Linked DNA regions of Homo sapiens: regions 1 and 2 are each linked to region 3. Evidence: chromatin contacts called from ENCODE Hi-C or POLR2A ChIA-PET data. All regions are on one chromosome and are shown on one strand. The core of a region is the stretch at or near the end of the contact, and the rest is flanking DNA. Distances in the headings are between cores, read along the strand shown. Region 1 overlaps LRRC8C (leucine rich repeat containing 8 VRAC subunit C). Region 2 overlaps LRRC8C (leucine rich repeat containing 8 VRAC subunit C). Region 3 overlaps LRRC8D (leucine rich repeat containing 8 VRAC subunit D).

What was found. Hi-C counts contacts between places; a loop is a spot of excess contacts on that map. ChIA-PET counts read pairs that join two places held with the same protein, here RNA polymerase II (POLR2A). Pooled maps may share reads with other maps.
Region 1: a pooled map shows a loop between it and region 3 (2.9-fold over the local background). The contact joins two enhancer-like sites. A Hi-C loop is called at or near these places in 2 of 50 pooled maps. POLR2A ChIA-PET finds 5 or more read pairs at or near these places in 3 of 52 experiments (GM12878, activated CD4-positive, alpha-beta T cell and activated T-cell).
Region 2: a loop to region 3 is called in a pooled map, with 2.5 times the contacts of the local background. The contact joins two enhancer-like sites. A Hi-C loop is called at or near these places in 3 of 50 pooled maps. POLR2A ChIA-PET finds 5 or more read pairs at or near these places in 4 of 52 experiments (GM12878, activated CD4-positive, alpha-beta T cell, activated T-cell and 1 more).

The regions. Positions count from the first base shown.
Region 1 is chr1:89,668,345-89,672,607 of GRCh38, reverse strand. The region is part of intron 1 of LRRC8C (leucine rich repeat containing 8 VRAC subunit C); the gene reads right to left. Among named protein-coding and RNA genes, the nearest start is that of LRRC8C, 37 kb to the right of the region's middle. Within about 2 kb of position 2,312, at least 4 of the 41 ENCODE cell types and tissues checked have a DNase peak (open chromatin) inside an H3K27ac peak, as active enhancers do.
Region 2 is chr1:89,691,983-89,696,443 of GRCh38, reverse strand. The region is part of intron 2 of LRRC8C (leucine rich repeat containing 8 VRAC subunit C); the gene reads right to left. Among named protein-coding and RNA genes, the nearest start is that of LRRC8C, 61 kb to the right of the region's middle. Within about 2 kb of position 2,028, at least 9 of the 41 ENCODE cell types and tissues checked have a DNase peak (open chromatin) inside an H3K27ac peak, as active enhancers do; they include GM12878, where a contact is called at or near this core.
Region 3 is chr1:89,840,506-89,845,285 of GRCh38, reverse strand. It overlaps LRRC8D (leucine rich repeat containing 8 VRAC subunit D), which reads right to left. Exons shown (of 3, transcript NM_001134479.2): 2 at 1,504-1,648. Among named protein-coding and RNA genes, the nearest start is that of LRRC8D-DT, 21 kb to the right of the region's middle. RefSeq lists silencers at 1,679-1,898, 2,422-2,716. Within about 2 kb of position 1,910, at least 37 of the 41 ENCODE cell types and tissues checked have a DNase peak (open chromatin) inside an H3K27ac peak, as active enhancers do; they include GM12878, where a contact is called at or near this core.

The sequences.
Region 1 (4,263 bases), core at 1,063-3,562, 170 kb after region 3:
TAGAGGCTGAATAGATTATCAATGGAGATAGCTACTGGAGTACAACGTTTCCAAAGGACAGATGCGGTGTCTTTGAAAGCTTTATATTCCTAGCACTTACCACGATGCCTGGAACTTTATTTATTCTTTCTATAAGTATTAGAATAGCTCTATCTGCAAGGTATTGAGCTCGTTAATGTGAATAAAGTGATGAGTAAGAGAGACATAATCCCCGTCTTCATGAATCATGCATTATGGTGGAAAGACAGACAGTAAACAATGACACACAACCATTTAATCACAATTGTGACAAGCATGATGAAGTAGAAGTGTAGGTCACTCTGACAGTATATGTTAGGACCTGAACTACTGGGGGTTTAGGAAGTGATGCTTGCATGGAAGTATGAAGTATAGTATAAGTAGTAACAGTTAGCTAGGTAAAATTGGAGGCCAAGGCCAGGAGAACATTTCAGACAGAGTGAAGGGTCTGCAACGTAATGGCTTTTTTTGTTGTTTGTTTTTCCCCTCTTAAAATGTTTCATTTTGCTATCCATTACTCATAAATGTTTTGTTTCTGTTTATTTTGAATAAGGTTGGGCCCTGTCATTTTCTATCTGTAGAGACATAAGGATAGGGGTAGCCTGAGCCAGTCCAGATGATCTGAGACAAGGAGGGCAACACATGACATGCTCTTAGATGGAACTGGCAAAAAGTCACAAGACTCATTCACCAAAAGTTGTTTTGTACGGTATGTGTGAAAATCTACCCATGCTTTCTGCAGATTCATGTAAAGCTTCACAGCTTCACCTTGCATGTGGCTGTTAAATGGAGAAAACTGCCTTCTAGAACATGCAAACTGACTCTGACCTATACTTGGTCATCCTCCACACAATGCCTCCACATTAATTCAGCGTAAACATCATTAATGCCTCCACATTAATTCCATGTTAAAATCTGGCTCAATAGCCTATGTTTGTACCAAGTTCACAAAATTCTCATGACAGGCACTGAAGGCCGTTAGAATCTCAGTGGGATGGTCATCACCGGTCATGGGCTGCTCAACAATCTCCTGAGACTGAACACACGCAGCAACATGTGGGTCAACCATGTCTTTACTCTCCTGCATTTATCCAAATGTGTGTCAGCCTGCCATGAGGGCCCCTCACTCGAAATCCACCTAGAATTCCTCCTTAGGAACTGACTTCTGAGCTATGCACAGAGATTGTCTTTGCTCAGAGGATAGTCTCCTTTGATCTGTTTTTCACTTTTCTCTTTTTCTTCCCTTCCTTGAGTATGCCCTTCCTCTTTCCTTTTCTCCTTTCCTCCTCTCTAACCTTCTTCCCTCCCTAACCTTTTTCAACACATTTTACCTAACTACTAAGTGCCAAGCACTGGGGATAGAAGATAAATAAAAAGCTATAGTAGAATATGTGACTACTGGGGTGGCTGAGGTGGGAGAATCATTTGAGACCAGGAGTTTAAGGATGCAGTGAGCTATGATGGTACCCATGAATAGCCACTGCACTCCAGCCTGGGTGACAGAGCCAGACCCCATCTCAAAAAAATAAAAAGAAAGAAAAAAAAGAGCATATGTGAGTAACAGATCTATAAACAAGGAAACCAAAAAATGTATTATCCCCTTTCTTTGCTCTTCAGCTCTTTATACTGATTCAAACCCAAGGGGCTTGCATAAGCCAGGCCAGCACTGGAAAAGATGCATACCAACTAGCTTTTTAACTCCTGCAGGTGGTTTGCCAAGAGACATGCCAGAGACAAACAGGGTATAAAACCAAGCATGGGACTGCCCTGGGATGAAGATATGAAAACAGAAATAAACAGGTACCTTTACTTTCACAATCTAAATTTAAAGATGGAATAGATTCAGATAGTTTTTTTGATAAATTCCTTGCTGTATAAACTCTTGCAACTTGCTATTCAAAAGCTAAGAACCAAATAGATTTGTAAAGAGATACTTGAATAAACTTCTATATATTCAATATTTTCATTCATTATTTTTTAAATTGACATTTTTCTGAAGAGAAAGTCCACAGCTCTTTTCCAATCTTCAGTGGGATTTGTAATCCCTCCAAATATTTAACCACTACTCCAACAATGCATTAGCTGCTATGATTATAGAAAGAAAAGCAGAAAACATATGTTGTAAAGAAAGTAGTTACCAGAATTACACTAGAAAAAAAATGGCAAGAACATGAATGAGTCAGCATGAGGGTATAACAGGCTAAGGGCATCAACTTCGAAGAGAAAATGAAATTATTTGGGTTGCCCTGGTAACACCAAGATAAAATGCGGAAATGAAAATGCGAGGTTTAACGCTAAGAAAACCTTCTTCAGCACTAGGGTCTCTCACATCACGGAATGAGCTTTACTATGGCAACACGCAAAAAGCATGTAAACGGATTAAATACAGAAAATATCCAAGGGAGTGAAAGCATGGTATTAATAATAAGAACTAAGCTGATATAATAACTATTCTGGACCTTTCTTTTCTTTGACTCACAGAATTAAATAAGGGGAATGGGAAAGGGTTTGCAGGGATCAAATGAGATTTTCTTCAGTGATATATAATCTTAAATAATTAAAAAAGTTAAACATTATGGATTATTTCCACCCACTCACTTTTCTGCAAATGACATAGAATCTCCACTCAAATATCTGGTTTTATTATAGGAAAAGGCAAAAGAAAAAAGAAACAAACATAAGAAATAGAAACATCCTCCTAGGTTACATTTTCCATGTCCAATCTCTACTTTTTTGGAGGAGATCTGTCATTGGTTATTAAGGCAATAAATGACTCCTCTCAAGGGCAGACAATCATATTAATATAGTACTAGAATATAAAAATAATACTTCAGAATCATAGTGGTTGGGAGCATGGCACTGAAGTCAGGGTGCCTGAGTCTGTATCCCGGCTCTGTCACTTGTAAGCTGGGTGACCACAAGAAACTTACTTAATCCTTCTGTTTTCTCATCTTGAGAATGGGGAAAAGAACAGTATCTTGCTTCACAGGATTGCTGGGGAAGCATGTAAGAGTGGCAAACACTAATCATGGTACTGGGCAGGAATTAGCACTCAATAGATGACAGCTACTAATATTAGCAATAGAGATGACAATCAAATTTGATAGCTATGATAATGACTTTATGATTTTTAAACATGTTATTTTGGTAAGAGCACAATATAAGATCTACCCGCTTAAAATTTTAAGCATACCATACAGTTTGGGTAACTATAGGTACAATGTTGTACAGCAGATCTTTAAAGCTTACTCATGTTGCAAACAGAAACTTTATGCCCATTGATTAGTATTAACAGCTCGCCATTTCCCCTCCCCCCAGCCCCTGGCAACCACCAGTGTTCTCTTTGATTTTATTAATTTGACTACTTTAGATACTTCACATATGGAATCACATATCTTTCTGTGACTGGCTTATTTCACTTATCAGAACGTCCTCATTCATCCATGTTGTCACATATTGCAGAATTTCCTGTTTTTTAAAGGCTGAGTAGTATTCCATTGTGTGTATATACTACATTTTCTTTTTCTATTCATCTGTCAATGGACATTTTGGTTATTTTTACATCTTGGTTATTGTGAATAATGAAGTTTACTTTTGAGAATAAGAATTTATCGGTGTTTGGAGACTTCTGTCCTAATTTGAGGTACCACACTAAAATAGAATTATTTATAAAAACAGAAGAAACAAAAAAATTGTGTTGGTTAAATAGGAAATAAAAGGTATATAATTGACATATAATGTTATCATGCTTACTAACTGCCAGACATTAAACATGTTATCTGTTGAACCTCCATATTAAATCCACGAGGTAGGTATTATCTTTTCTGTACAGAAGAGGAAACACACAAAGAGAGATTAAATAATTTCTCCAAGATTGGAAAGCCTGTGAAGGGCATAGCAAAAATTCCACCTCAGGGCTTTCAGATTCCAATGTCCAAGCTCATTTCATTTAAAGAGGGAAATTATTTTAGTCTCTAACAATCTCCTTTACGGGAAATTCAGACTTGATATCCATTGGCAAAAGGACCTATTTGGAAATTCACCTCTTTCAGGATTGCATTCAGGGCAATCATATTTGTGACTTGAACACTGTAGCCTAAAATCTGACACTGAGAGAAATCCAGTCTGAGGAATGATCTTTTTAGAAGTTATAAAGGATTCCGCTTCTGTCCATGAAGGAGTCACTAGGGTGAAACTTATCCTTCTATAATAAATAGCTAAAAAAATAAAATTTTACCAGAGCCA
Region 2 (4,461 bases), core at 779-3,278, 150 kb after region 3:
TACCTTTCTTTGACCTGAGCACAGCAGAGATTAAGGTGTAGAAAAAGAAGCTAAGGAGTTTTTTTCAGAACTCCCTACCACACCCCCACTTTTTTTGCAGGTACGTAGATTTTTCAGAGCTTAGGCAAAGAAAGTGCTTGAGACTTATCTGAAGTGTGGCCTAGCTCACCAGGAAACTGATAATGTGGTTTAGGGCCAGAACCTTAGCTTTAATTAAATGTTCTTCTGCCTGATCTTGTCCACTATGTCTGTATAGCTCCTGCAAAGTCTTCTGGGAGACAGATGTAGGTAGCTATCAGAATTAGGGCATTTGGTCCTGGATTCAAGACCTCTCTCAATCTCTGTTTGTCAAGACTCAACTAATCACACTTATGACTATATGAAGATGCCCCAAATGAAGAGAAGGCAGTTTTTTGTTTTGTTTTTCAATTGGGGAGGATCAGAGTAATTGCCCAGAGAAGACATTTTGAGGTCTACAGTTTCTAAAGAGACTAAAAACAATACATTTCTATTTTATCACCATTTTTTTCACAATAAAACTGTAAAATGGAAGTGATGCCTATCCTGCTCATTTTATAAAACTGGGCCTCAGAAAAGCCATGTGTTTCACCTAAACTCATACTAAGAGCATATGAGAGAGCCCATGCTTTCTGTTTGAAGTTTTGGGGAAAGATTTTGTTTTTTCTCTTTAAATTAACTTGATCTAGCTGAAATTATTATTTTTTTTAAATCCAGGTTTTCTATTTCCAGTGAGCATATAAGGTTTCTTACAAGGTAAAATGATGAGATAGTTGATGGCCTATTTATTAGACAAAAGATTTTTGCAGAATTCTAAAAATATAAAATTAAGTGACTACTAACTGATATAATCATGCATACAAGTGTTCTACAAGTGAATATCACTACAACACTGTCTCAGCTTGCATTAAGCATTTTCTGAGTCCAATATCTATCACCTATAACATTTAACATCAACATCCTAAACAGTAAGTTAACATATTGAACTTAAGGTCACATAGCCCCAGCTTTGGATATCAGTGCAAAGAATCTCACCAGCTTTTAAGAACTAAAATAACTTGAGTAGGGAGATGCCAATTCTATTTTAAGATAGCTGACCCTATTACTGCCAGTAGTTCAAACACTTCTTAGGAAACTTAACATTTTGAACTTGTCATTACATGATGAAAAATGTCACTATGTATGTTCAAAAGCCTTTATATAGGGCCGGGCGCGGTGGTTCATGCCTGTAATCCCAGCACTTTGGGAGCCCGAGGGGGGCAGATCACCTGAGGTCAGGAGTTTGAGACCAGCCTGGCCAACATGGTGAAACCCCATCTCTACTAAAAATACAAAAATTAGCTGGGCATGGTGGCTCACGTCTGTAGTCCCAGTTACTCGGGAGGCTGAGGCAGGTGAATTGCTTGAACCCAGGAGGTGGAGGTTGCAGTGAGCCAAGATTGAGCCACTGCACTCCAGCCTGGGCGACAGTGAGACTCTGTATCAAAAAAAAAAAAAAAAAGTCTTTATACTTTTATTAGAAACAGGAAGTGCTATTATAACAAAAAAGCTGGGCATGGGCTGGGCTCCCAGCACTTTGGGAGGCTGAGGCGGGTGGATCACTTGAGGTCAGAAGTTTGAGACCATTCTGGCCAACATGGTGAAAGCCCGTCTCTACTAAAAATACAAAAATTAGCTGGGTGTGGTGGTGCATGGATGTAATCTCAACTACTAGGGAAGCTGAGGCAGGAGAACCACTTGAACCCGGGAAGTGGAGTTGCAGTGAGATCATGCCAATGCACACATTCCAGCCTGGGTGACAGAGTGAGACTCCATCTCAAAAAAAAAAAAAAAAAAAAAAGAAGCTGGGCATGGTGTCACGCACCTGTAATCCCAGCTACTCAGGAAGCTGAGGCAGGAAGATCACTAGAGCCCAGGAGTTTCAAAGCAGCCTGCGCAACAGAGTGAGAACTCGTCTCCAAAATAACAAAACAAACGAAACAAAATGAAGCAGAGCTGAAAGTCCTTGTTTGCTAGAAACCCCCAAGTGGACATCTGTAGAATGTTACCATGCCCCACAAGTCTTATCTTCTGTAATACACCATATCACTTTTTTCTCCCTGGAATATAATTTATTCCTGTATTCCTATAACCACCCTGTATACAGTCCACATAAAATTGGAATTCAGTCCACATAAAATTGTCAAGGTGATAGATGACAAGAAGTAAAATTCTAGGGAAGATCAAAAGTGTCAGTTCAAATAAACCACCATAAAAAGAAGGTCCCAACTAAGGCATATTTTTGATACTAGATGTAACAGAGGTTTTGAAATAGTGTTTCTTTCACACCATTCACTACCATCCCCACAGAGATGACAAAGGTTGCTCTTTACAATTATTTTCACTATCTAAATAATTTTTGTTTTATATTCCCCAAAGACCCTAGTAGAACGGAGATGTAAGGTGGGTACATGGAAACTTTATACAACTGGGCCGGTGCAGTAGCTCACACCTGTAATCCCAGCACTTTGGAAGGCTGAGGTGGGTGGATCACTCTAGGCCAGGAGTTCAAGACCAACCTGGCCAAAATGGTTAAACTCTGTCTCCACTAAAAATACAAAAATTAGCTGGGTGTGGTGGTGCATGCTTGTAAACCCAGCTACTCAGGTGGCTGAGGTATGAGAATTGCTTGAACTGGGAGGCAGAGGTTGCAGTGAGCCGAGACCGCGCCTCTGCACTCCAGCCTGGGTGACAGAGTGAGACTCTGTCTCAAAAAAAAAAAAAAAAAAAAAAAAAAAAAGGAAGAAAAGATAAAAGAAAAGGAACATATCTGAGATGAGGTCTTGATTTTAAGCCTTCACTTCTATCTGTGATTTCATCAGTATTCTGATGTAATCAGTATTACTGATTCTAAGTAAGAATTTCTGGGCTTCTATCTATAAAATTCAAATTTGGCCAAAGAAAAAGATCTACTAGAAATCCCAGACAGTATACAGCAGATGACTGCATGGGGGGAGTAGAAGCAAGAATTCAGGGCACATTGTCAAAATGAAGTCTTCTGATATCATTCTGGAATCTATAATTCTGATTGCCTGTACTTTCCAGTGAACTGCCTATGAGCATTTTCACCTGAAGGTCATTTGTCATGGAGCTGACATTGATGGCTCTAAATCAGAGAAGTAGAAATTAATTTCAGTATGCCCTAAAAATCAAAGCGGGGATCAGCTCTAACCAAAAAACTCACATGTCCTAACCTTTTTGATAGTGTGACCCTGCTGGCCACTTCGCTCCTAGTGATTGGGTTAAATCTTCCAGGATTTTTTTGTAGGTGGCTTTGTCATTGAAATAATTCTTTTTTCCCCTCCAAATTCAGAAAGCAGGAAATGTCTTTTCTATGTCACAATCACAAGGCAGGTCCCCTAGGGCTTCCAGGGGGCTTGCATCTTCCAGTTCCTGTTTCTGGTTTCTAACTGCTAATTCTATATTTGGTAACGGTCTGCCCATGGGCTGTTTTGGATTTGGTCATAATAAGATAACCTGGAGTCACTGAGCAGAGATCTAAAGCAATCTTATTTTTCCAGGAAGCAACGTGTTGACCTTTCAGGATATGGTCTATTTTGTTGAATGTGTTGAGTTTTTGAATAGTGTTGTTTATAGCACAAAGTTGGGTGTTTACACTATTGGTCCTTGAGGGTGTATGACTGTACAGGAATAGGACAGACACATATACTCCTACACTCTCCTGGCTTATAGTGAGTTTATATTTGTTCTTATGTGGATTGATGTAATCTAAGGAATGCTCTTTATACATGCTCTTATTTCATGGCAGCCTTGAAAAGAGCTACTTGCTCAGAAATGAATAAATATTTGTCAGACAAGTAAGGCAAAAGTGCTGGTTCTAATCCTTTTACATAAGTGCAAGAAAGAATCAACATCCCCTTGATAGAAAATAATCTCCTTAATCCCCCAGTATTTTCCAAGCTGAGTAGTGTTGAACCTATATGAATACAATCTTTTAGGAGTAAACAGATATCAACTGTTAACTTGACATGAAAAAAGCAACTTACAAAATAGTTACTCTAAAAGCTGTTGGATTACTATTTTATCATCAAAGAGTGTTCTTCTAACTTCACCTTAGATTTTGCCTTGTCATGTATTCCAATATAGGAGTTAACTTGCTTTGTAAATAAGATCAGAAAGAATGATACACTTTCAATTTACAAGTGGAAAATCAAGACATAAAAATATATTTTAACAATTTTAACATCGCCTTGGGAATGAGAAAGGAACTTGAGCTTCACAGAGAATCCTTTGTTTATAAAGTTATCAGTCATTAAGCCATTTTTAGTGGATTATCATAGCAGAGCTAAAATAAGAGCTTAAATTCTTCCCCTATGGAACATTAATTTGTTATATGGATCCTAGGTAGTTTTACTTTGATAATTTGTACCATGCATTCTTTCT
Region 3 (4,780 bases), core at 661-3,160:
ATGCCATGTACTTATTGATTACATGTTTTGTACTCAAGCTGGTAAATTTGTACCACCCTGGTAAATTTTCCTTTCAAAGCAAACTTAATTATGTAGTAAATATGTTTTATGATAAAATTTTCAGCATCAGAATGCTATAGTCAGCATCCCACGTCATGAATGTAAATTCTACACCTAACCCTGACTCCTTAGATGGCTTGGCTACCCGATAAAGTGAAAGCGCGCAGTGTATGTGATACTGTGCTACACAGATTCACTTTTCCTCTGTGCTACAGGGAGAGATCTTCTTTGGCAGAGTCTCACTTTCCTCCCCTCTAGTCATATGCTCACATCCCTTCCTCGGAAATAAAAATTAAGAAGATGCTACTGGCTTTAACAGGGCTCAAACATTTAATTTGAGGCCATATAATGATCCCATCAAACTGATTATTCTCAGCCATCCCACTCCCCTTAGTGTCCTCCCCAAGACTAGAGTTTCACCAGGTAGATAAACAGGCGGTAAAACAAGGCTAGGCTTTCACTGGGGGGAGAAGTCAATCTGAGTTATTCTGGAGAAAGATTGGACCTGCCAGGGAAATAAAGATGCAAAACGTCTGTAGCATAAAACCAACCCTAGTGTTTTATTCTCCTATGAACATTTGAGATGGAACACGATGTGGAAGTGAAAGTATAATCTACCTGGTGAATTTGAGAAAAGTCACTCTCAATTTTACTTTGATGACAAATGGAATTAATAAAGATGCCTGGCTCATATGTTAAAGTACCTTCTGTCTCAGCGAGGAGGCCTGGCTCAGAAACCACAGTGGAGTTAACAAGCCAGACACCAGACTAAACATCTCAGAACTCGCTGCTGTGCCTCATTCCTGGTCCCTACCTTTCCGGTGTGTGCCTGCATCATTAATTCCCTCTGTTTGGCATGGCCTGGCTTTCCCAAAACAGAAACCAAGGAACCGGGGTCCTCTGTTTCAGCAGCTGAAGAGCTGATTTCTGAGCATGGACACTAAGATTCTTTTCTCCTGTCCACCTTACACTTCACCCACAACTCATCTTCTTCCTCTTCCCTACGTCCCAACCCCTTACCCTCCCACCACCCTGCCTCCCAGGACATTTATGTGTATGACCCCAGACCAGTAAGGGAGGAACAAAGAGCTGCTGCTTCAGGCAGCAGCAGCTGGAGGAGAGGGTGGAGAGGGCAGCTGGGGACTCCAGGAAGACTCCCCGAGCACTGGCAGCTCCAGCGCAGCCCGGGGCAGTCCAGCCTGGAAAGCGCCCTAGTGGAGTCCTCGCAGGCGGCTCCGCAGCGCACGCCCAGGGCCTTCCGCCGGCCCGAACCCAGGGCGGCAGCAGCCAGAGTTTGGCAGAGACCCCGGGTGAGAAGCCAGTGGTGGGGGGCGGGCAAGTGAAGCTGCAGCACAGAGCTGGAGATGCAGATCCGACACTAGCAGTGCTCCGTGCCGCAGACTTCCCGACCCGCTCCCTGGACCCAGACCCGACCCCGCGCACCTGGACCAAGCGGCCACCCTGTTCTCTCAGGGCGCTCTCTGGGGACGCGGCTTGGGCGAGCTCCGGAGGCTGGAACCACGGCGACAGGAGACTTCACTCCTCCATCCTGAGACCCGGCAGCACGTTATAGACAGCCGTGCACTTCCTGTTTGAAAACACAGGGGAGAGAAAGAGCTAGAGAGATCCAAGTGTCGGCAGCGGGGAGGAAGGAGTGCAGGGCGGCGGGGAGGCAAGACCAGGGGGTCACCGCTTGCATAACTGCCATGGTGGGCACCCAGCGCTCCCCTGGCCGTGGCGACCCCGCCGCACCGGCTGCCCGCGTGGTGCCGAGGTGGCGCGGCCTCGGCCCGGGCCCCCCCTGCTGGTGGCCTCGCTGCCAGCCACCCGCCCGCCCGCTCGCTCACAGCCCTTCCGTTTGCAGCTGCTGCTCGGGTTCTCCCCTCCCCACAAGTACCTAGATCAATGGACTCCACGCTTCCTCCGCCGGTGCCCAGTGTGATCGGCCTTCTTTTTCTTCCTTTCTTCACCCTCCCAACCCCCACCCCTACCCCCCAGAAAATAATTACCTCGGGGAAGGTGTAAAGACAAGACTGAGCCTTTGCAGGGGAGTAGGGGCTGGATTTATGCAAATTTTTAAAGTTCATAGCCACATCCCAGTATATCCACTACAGCTCAGCAGCTGTGAGAGATTCAAGATGGGAAATTACTTGTCTTGTGCCTCGCTGGCTCAAAAGAGAAAGCGTGCACACAGCTGCCAACACAGAGCAGCCAGGAACTGCAAAACAGTAACAACAACAAAACTACATAGTATCCTCGGTTCCTCCTAGGGTCTCTACTCAGATCAACCTGTCAACCTCATCCTCACAGTCTACCAACATTTATATATACCAATTCCACATGGAGCATAATCGCATGGTGCATTCTTCCAGAAAATGATTCCGTAGTTCTCTGTGCTATGTAATCACAGAGAAGTTCCATAGTCCTGGGATTACATTCATTCATTTTGTTGAACTCTGACTTAAGTGGACTTCAGTACAGTGTTAAAAAGAGTACACAGATGGCTTAAGAATCTGCTGTATGTAGAGTGTGCTGGCTATGGGGATTCGCATTTGTAACCTGCCTGCCCTTACATGCACAGTCTACCAGGTTAAAAAGCGCTTACAGGACTGTCTCTTGACAAACGGCTCCTTTTATTATCAAGCTGTTGGCATTCATGGTTCCATACTCAAAATGGAGAATGTAATACAAACAATAATCATTCTACATATGAAGCTCAGTTTTGACTGAAGCAGAAAGGAACGGATAGATATTAAGCTCCTACTCAGTGCTAGACAACATCTCATTTTAAATCCCTCTTGGCCTTAATATTTTCCAACAGATCTGCAAAAGTCATATTCCCAAGTGAGGAAACAGGGTCAGAGAAATTAAAAAACTGTTCCCATGGCTCTGGCAGAAAGTGGTCAAATGGAGAACTGAATACAGGTCTTTCCTGATTATAAAATCTGTACCATTTCCCCTACACTGCGAATTCCTACAATGATCACAAATTCTTTTTTTTTTTTTTTTTTCTGAGACAGAGTCTCGCTCTGTCGCCCAGGCTGGAGTGCAGTGGCGTGATCTCGGCTCACTGCAACCTCCGCCTCTCGGGTTCAAACGATTCTCCTGCCTCAGCCTCCCGAGAAGCTTAAACTACAGGCACACGCCACCATGCCCAGCTAATTTTTTTGTATTTTTAGTACAGATGAGGTTTCACAATGTTGGCCAGGATGATCTCGATCTCCTGACCTCATGATCCACCCGCCTCAGCCTCCCAAAGTGCTGGGATTACAGGCGTAAACCACCACTCCTGGCCAATGATCATGAATTCTAGGGAGAAAGTCCAGCACAGCAACCATCCTGTGATCCATCCCTTCATCTCTGAATGATCCTGCTACTTACCAGCTATTGCTGTTGTGGTAGGCAGTTTCTTTAACCACCTGAATAATACACACCTTAATTTCTCGGGCAGAGGATACTGGCTTTTTCCATTACCTACTGCTGGCTGTCAGCCTTTCCAGAATTACTTGGTGGCAAAAGTTCAAAAGGTTCTAGAATGGCTACTCATATGCCAAGGTACAAAGTCTGTCCAGTTCAGAACCTAACAAGCTGACTAAAATTCGATTCCTGCATTATTTTTTCTCTAACTGGGGCTCTTTAAGAAAGTGGCAAATGATGTTCACAAAAACACACATGGCTTCAAGTTGACATTCTCTCATTTTCTGTTTCCTTCTGCTATAACACTTAGTTCACAATCACCTGTCAGTAGCATGCTGCTATGAGGCTCCTGACGCAACCAAATGAAAAGGTGATTAAGAGTCTTGTGCACTCACAAAAAAAAGGGGGGGGGTGGTCTTGACAATACTGAGGCCTCCAGACGATGAACTACACCTCACCCACCCTTTTCTCCTCACCTCACAGACTTGAATTGTAGTGCACCCAGATGACCATGGCCTTCAAGTACAAAGGCAGGGGCGGGGAAGAAGACTGCAAGGACCAGTGAGATGCATTCCTGTCCACTAGGCACTCGCAGTCTAAGGAGGGCTTCTTACTAAAAGACTTCTCAAGGGATCTTAGCATCCTTTTAGGGTCTAGCTCTGTTCACCTTTTTCCTTCTCTCAATCCTTTGCTTACCGTGGTCCTGGCAACTCTTCATGTCTTTTCACAAACTTAATACTTCTTCCCAAACAGCTACCACATATTTTCCACAAAGTACTCAGTGTGGGGAGTGGGGATGTGAAGCAGGGCATTTAGCTAGAAACTTCTCTCATTTTAAAAACCCTGTCAATTATTACCATGTTTTTAAGGACACAATTATGTTTTGAAATATCTTTTGGTATCCCTCCTTCATTTTTGTTACTCATTATCTAAGAGCCCAAGGAAAACCTCTGAAGAAAAATATTTAAATTCTTAAGAAAAGGCAAAGGAAAACTTAAACCTGCAGAGCCTTTGTTTTTTATATTTGGGACTCATGCGATTAGACTATCTAACTTCTTAAAATCTCTCTTAGGAAAAATTCAAAGTCATTAATCTAAAAACAGTTAACAGTAGACTATTCCTATTTTGTCCAAGTACTGTACTGAGTGATAATTTAATGATATATAGGAGAGTTTGTATGGTTTAATAGGTAACAAAATACAGAAGAGCATTTGGTGGGAGACTAACAATGGTATTCGCCTATGCTGCTATGTCCACACCCAAATGTCTAATACTCTCCCCTCCAGAGCAGTGGCCAGCTGTG